Regions from separate parts of the Homo sapiens genome. Here region 1 is linked to region 2. The links are chromatin loops, found by intact Hi-C in ENCODE. Cell type or tissue: heart right ventricle. All regions are shown on one strand. Links, peaks and the distances in the headings refer to the core of each region. The heading gives the core; the rest is flanking DNA. Region 1 overlaps LINC00469 (long intergenic non-protein coding RNA 469). Region 2 has its middle 5.7 kb from the start of SDK2.

Region 1 (2,915 bases), core at 146-2,645, 120 kb after region 2:
CCCAGTCCCGGTCTTCTCCAGATACTGATGAAGGGGTGCGGGCATATTTTGGCTGAAGGCAGCAGCCCTAAGCTCCGGAAGACACCACATTCACCAAGTCAGAACCCTCGGGATGGGAGCCAAAGAATGTTTTCTAGCACTCAGTGAGAGAACAGGCCCGGGCTACCTGATTGAAAGACACCGCAACCCACACGTGTAGCCTTACATTTTCCAGCAGCCACATTAAAAAAAAGTGAAAAGAAACAGGTGAGATTGCTCACAATAGCATACGTCATTTAACCCAATATATGAAAAATGCCATGATTTCCATGCATAATAAATATAAAAGAATTATTTATGAGATATCTTGCCATCTCTTTTTCATACTGGGTCCTAAAAGTCCTGTGTGTATCCCACACTTCAGGCACCTCACTAGCCCAGTGTCCAGTGATCAATAGCCACATGTGGCTCAGGGCTGTCATATCCAACAGCACAGTGATGAAATCACAGTGAAACTTCTCCACTCTCCAGTCCAGAGACGGCCATCTCCCCATGGCCTCCGCAGGGCATTCTCCAAACTCACACATCTGGAGCCAATGCCCACGGGCTCCTGGCTGGTCATTCTGTGTTGTCTGATACTGTTCATGTTGGTGACCTTAGTGCTGGCCAGGGAGGGAGTCTGGCTCTCTTCTATTGGAGGTAATTGTGGAGTGGGGTGGCTGTGGGGCCTCAGAACACCTTGGAGCTCTCAAAGACCCTCTCACATCTTGGCCATTCCCACTTCCAGGACCAAAGCAATGATTCTGGGAATCAGCTGGGGCCACCACTGGAATAGAATGAGGCGATGGGGAGAGCCCAAGTTGGGAAAATGGAATCTTTGGTGACTGTGGGGGATGTGAGAGCCACAGACAGGAGATCACGGGTGCCTCTGCCTGCCACATATTTGAAAATGCACAAAGCAAGAGCCTCCCCTCTCCCCAGCACACGCAGGCACAGGGAAGTGTGATCATGGAATCAATTTATTTGTCTACTAATGCGCCAGGCACTGTGTTTTATAGGTATGAGCCCATGTCAGCCTCACGACAACCCTTGAGATAGGTCCTATCAGTGCCTCCATTTTAAAGATGAGAAAACAGAGGCACAGAGAGGTGAAGCATCTTGTCCGGAGTCACACAGCTAGTGGGTGGGGTAGCCAGGATTTGGACCTAGGGGGAGCTCCATCCGGGCACCAAGTCCACTGTCCCCTGGAAATCACATCATGACAAGGGGAGAAGGCAGTGGGGAGATGGAAAAGTTGGGAGGCTGTTCAGGAACTGGTGACAAGGAGGGGGAAGGCTGCCATCTGGCACCACCATGCAGGCAGTCCCAGATGGTGGAGAACCCACATCCACTGCCTGGCCGGGCTGGAACAGGATGGGGCGCAGACAGGCAGGTTCTCGGCAGACAGGCTCTGTGAAGAAGGTCTCATGCTTCCCCCATCCCACCCCAAGGGAGTGGCGAGGGAAGGGAAGCCTGTGACCTCATCATCTGGGCCAAGGCCAATGACATCACCAGGAGGGCAAGGAGCCAGGCCCAGCAAGTTATTTATGGAAACGGCTGGCGGCCAGGCACAGCTCCTGAGCTGTTTCAGATGTGGCTGGGATAAAGCCTCCAGCTGGCCCACTGGGGCTGCTGAGGCCAGGCAGGCGGGTGAGGATGAAGGAGGGCTGGAGGAGGGCTGGGGGAGTCAGCCCGCTGATGGGGCAGGGCTCTTCGAAGGCTCACTGGGGTCCCCAGCGGGGATCACTGGGGCACCATGCTTCTCCTTGGCGTCTGCCCATCTGTGTCCTCCCTTGCTCAGGGTGGACCTGTGGTCTCTGCAGCCTGCCATCAGGGTCTGAGTCTGGATGAGCTTAGAAAGAGCAGCATGGAGATTTCAATCACAAGCCACAGCTCATGTGTGCATCTATATTCGTGTGCCTGAGGGGATGTACTGTGTGCATGGCTGTTGTATGTGCGTCCCTGTCAATGGATAGATATACTCTCTGGTCCCTTGTATATTGCTCCCCTGAGTGGTCATAGGGGTAGTTAAGTTTGTGAGTTCATGGATATGGGCATCTCTGCATGAGTGTGTGTGTGTGTGTGTGTGTATGTGTTTGTAGGAGATGGGGAGAAGAGAGAGACAGAGTGCACAAGACCTAGCAAATAGGAAGAGAGGAGTCACGAGGGGAGAGAAATCACTGTAGGAAGTTGGGAAATATAATTTCAGTGGAGGATACAGAGGCACTTATGGAAGCTTCAGCAAAAGTAGACAAACCTTTCAATCCATTTATCAAAAATGCCTGCAGCTCTGCCGCCTGAGTAGGTGCAACAAGAATAAAATATTGAGCAGAACCAGTGATTGTGGGACTGGAGGAGGCCAATAAATAAGAAATTACTGAGATGCTCACCCTGAGTCCAATGAGTTTGCTCTGGCACTCCCTCTACTCATCATGCCCTGTGGTCTCTTGGGTGCTGGCTGGGACAAGCTAGCAGGAACCCACGTGGCCAGATCTCTGGCATTTTGACTTTAGGACTTCTGGAAGGATGCCTGGGAGAATCAGGGGGAACAGAGCTGCCAAGCTCCACTCAGGTAAGCTTTGGTGTGGTGGTAACACAGGGGCCCTGCTTCTCATGCCTCTTGGCCTTGCTAGCTGCCCTCCTTCCCTTTAAAATCCTCCATGAGGGAACGAAATCTACAAGACCCTGAATGGAGCTTTGGTGGTTGATCTATGGGCTCTCGATGGAGCAACAGGGGTATGGGAATGGGAGCCAGGTCATGACCAAGGGGCTCCCAAACCTAGACCCCAGCCTGTGCTATCTACAAAGACCTCATCTTGCCTCCCAGATCTTAGGCCTTTTGAGTGATGGGTGGAGGGATGACACCATGAAACCTCCCACTGAATGGGAACCCCATC
Region 2 (2,915 bases), core at 109-2,608:
CTACCTGCAGGGAACTGAGACACCTCACTGCCTTGAAACAAGGGCTTCCAGTAAATACCTCATGGCATTCATTTTTCCTTTTTGTTCTGTGTTGAAGGTGGAGAAAGGGAAGTAGTGGAAGAGGTAGAAGTGGTTTATTAATCTCAATCGGAGAGAGAGAAGCCCTGAGTCCCTGTCTCAGCTCCAGCTGACATAACAAAATACCATAGACTGGGCAGTGTAAGCAACATGCATTTTGGTTTGTTTGTCAACTTTTTGTTTTTATTCTGGAAAACATTTTCAGCATGCATACTAGTAGAGTGTCTAGCATAGAATTCTGCTGTTCAGTATGATAACCACCAGCCATGTGTGAGACAGAGCACTTCAGACTGGGTTACTGACACACATTGAAATGATTATAGTTTGCAGCTATTGAGTTAAATAAAGATAATTTTAAAAAAGAATTAGCCTATTTCTTTTTACCTTGTAAAATATGACTACTGGGAAATTTAAAATGACACATATGGTTCGCATGACGTATTTTGGACAGTGTTGGCATAGACCCCCCTACTTATCTATGCCCATTTCAATAGTCATCAGCTTGCGGCTCTTCTTGTTTCATTTACACCCTATGCACTTAATTTTTTTTTTCTGCTTTGATGCCATCTTTACCAATGTACAGAGCTAAATTTTGTTGACAGCAGACATTTATTTCTCTCAGTTCTGGAGACTGGGAAGACCAAGATCAAGGTGCTGGCTGATTCAGTTCTTGGTGAGAGGTCCTCTCTTCCTGGTTTGTAGACAGCCGCCTTCTTGCTGTGTGCTGGGTCTGCACGAGGCAGAAGGAGAGAGAGCAAGAGAGAGAGAGAGGAAGAAAGAGGGAGAATCAGGGTAGAGAATGAGAGAGAGAGGGAGAGACAGTGTGTCTCTTTCTCTTCTTACAAGGACTCTAATCTCATCATGCAGCCCCATCCTTAAGGCCTCATCTAAACCTAATCACCTCCCAAAGACCCCACCCCTAATACTATCACATTGAGGGTTAGGGTTTCAACATTTGAATTTGGGATTAGACACAATCCTAATCCAGGCTCCGTCCCCACCCTCAATTACCCATTAAAATTTGCTTTATGGGAATGGGCCTAAGTGCTCAATGCATGTCCATGGCTGGGTTGGGCTAGGGGAAGCCTGTATCTTCAGCTTCTCTGTGCTAAGGTCAAAACCACTGTGGGGTCTACTCCTGGCTTTCAAGCCCTGGGATTTGATTGGCTGGGCACAGACCTAAACAGATTGAGGTTCCAACTTCTATGCTCTTCCCTGCTTGTGCCCACCAGTTCTCCAGGAAAAGAGGAAAAGAGACATGGAGAAATGGAAGAGAATATCCCCAAACCACCAATACTGGTGCAGAAATGCTCACTAGCTTGCTGATTGGGAGCCAGATGCAAGCCGGAGAGAAAAAGACGTTAAGAGACCACAGGAGACATTATTTTTAAACAATAAAGCTGCTAAATGTAGGCTAGGCTAGAGGAGGACATGAGTGCATAAGAAATGGGAATCTTCTCTCTCTGGGCCAGTTTAGCTATTCTGAGCCACGGGCAGAGCATGGGGAGGTGAGGGTGTGTGCTCAGCCAAGTCTGGTGGAAGCCCAGTGCAACTGCCAGACAGGAGAGGGTGCTATAAACATGCTGCTGGAAGACTCAGGAAGGAGGAGGTTGGTGGGGTCAGAATGTGTACTTTGTGGTAGTTTCAGAAAGAAAAATAGCACCCATTTTACTCATGAATGTCTTTAATGTGTCTACTATAAGATATGTAAACACCAGGGAGAAGTCTGCCTCTGGGTGGCTGGGACATTGATCTTTGAATTGCACAAAGAATTAGAATCATTTAGGGCCATTCGAAATCACAGAGTGATGAACTCTAACTTCAACAATGTTTATTTAATCTGCCTAGTACGAGAGCAAGCTAGTGGATTTGCCTCTCAGAGTCTACACAGCCAAGTGTCACAACTTAGAGGGTGAGTGCCTTTGATTGGGCATGTTCCTGGCCAGCCTCGCGGACCTCCTTGCCCGATTATAGCCACACCTGCCTCTGGACTTTGCTCTTGGAGATCCCTGTGTCTGAAATGCCCTCCCTCCAAACGTCCCCACCTTCGCTGCATCCGCGTTTAGAAGGTACCCGGCCAGTGAGACCTCCCCGTCAATTGCTTTGAAAGGGCAATCCCACTCTTGCGTGATGTTCAAAATAGTCAACATTGGAAAAGCAGAGGTACTGACCAATCACAGAAGCTACTGCCTGATCCTCTCCACCAGCATGCCCTGCTGTGTGTCAGCCCTGCCAACTCACCAACACACACATGCACTCACTGCAGTGCACACATACAGACATTCTCCCTACTCCCCCTTTCTTACCTTTTCCCCTTTAGCACTCTTACCACTATCTGATATATCATAGATTTTACTTGTTTATTTATTGCCTACCTTCCCCTGCTAGAATACAAGCAGCTTGAAGGCAAGAACTTTTGCTTATTTGTCCCTGTGTATTTAATCAAAATCAGACCAAGCGATGATATTTGTTCAATGTAATCAAAACAATGAGAGAAAATATACATGAAGTGTGAACAGCCTTTCAATTTTATTACTGTGTCTTTACTTCAGTTGACCCTGCAAATTAAGCTATTTACACCTCAAATGTGTGTTTTCTGATATCTGGATTTACAGCAAACACTCACTAATCCCTAAAAATTAACCCAGTATTTGACAAATATCTGCAACATATACAATCGCATACATTAAATTAATTTCTAAGAAATAAGGCTTTGCAGAGCCAAATAAGTTGAAAGGCAGCGTGAGTTTTAGGCCTGAGGCCACTTCTCAACAGCTATGCACAATATACACATTCTAAGTTAGGCTATGAATGAGTTAGGGCTGCTTACTTGGTTT

Evidence for each region. Peaks named below come from ENCODE experiments on the same cell type or tissue, not always from the same donor. Only the 100,000 strongest peaks of a DNase experiment are listed, where the experiment ranks them.
Region 1: it touches region 2 in a loop (3-fold over the local background); 6 of 110 quality-filtered maps call a loop at or near these places.

The regions. Positions count from the first base shown.
Region 1 is chr17:73,769,165-73,772,079 of GRCh38, forward strand. The region is part of intron 2 of LINC00469 (long intergenic non-protein coding RNA 469); the gene reads right to left. Among named protein-coding and RNA genes, the nearest start is that of LINC02092, 16 kb to the right of the region's middle. RefSeq lists enhancers at 1,068-1,569, 1,570-2,069. In heart right ventricle, for the core only: no CTCF peak of the experiment used is centred there; a DNase peak (open chromatin) is centred at 1,527; H3K27ac peaks cover 1,777 bases.
Region 2 is chr17:73,648,711-73,651,625 of GRCh38, forward strand. No RefSeq gene overlaps it. Among named protein-coding and RNA genes, the nearest start is that of SDK2, 5.7 kb to the left of the region's middle. In heart right ventricle, for the core only: a CTCF peak has its summit at 1,643 (motif pointing right); no DNase peak of the experiment used is centred there; H3K27me3 peaks cover 903 bases.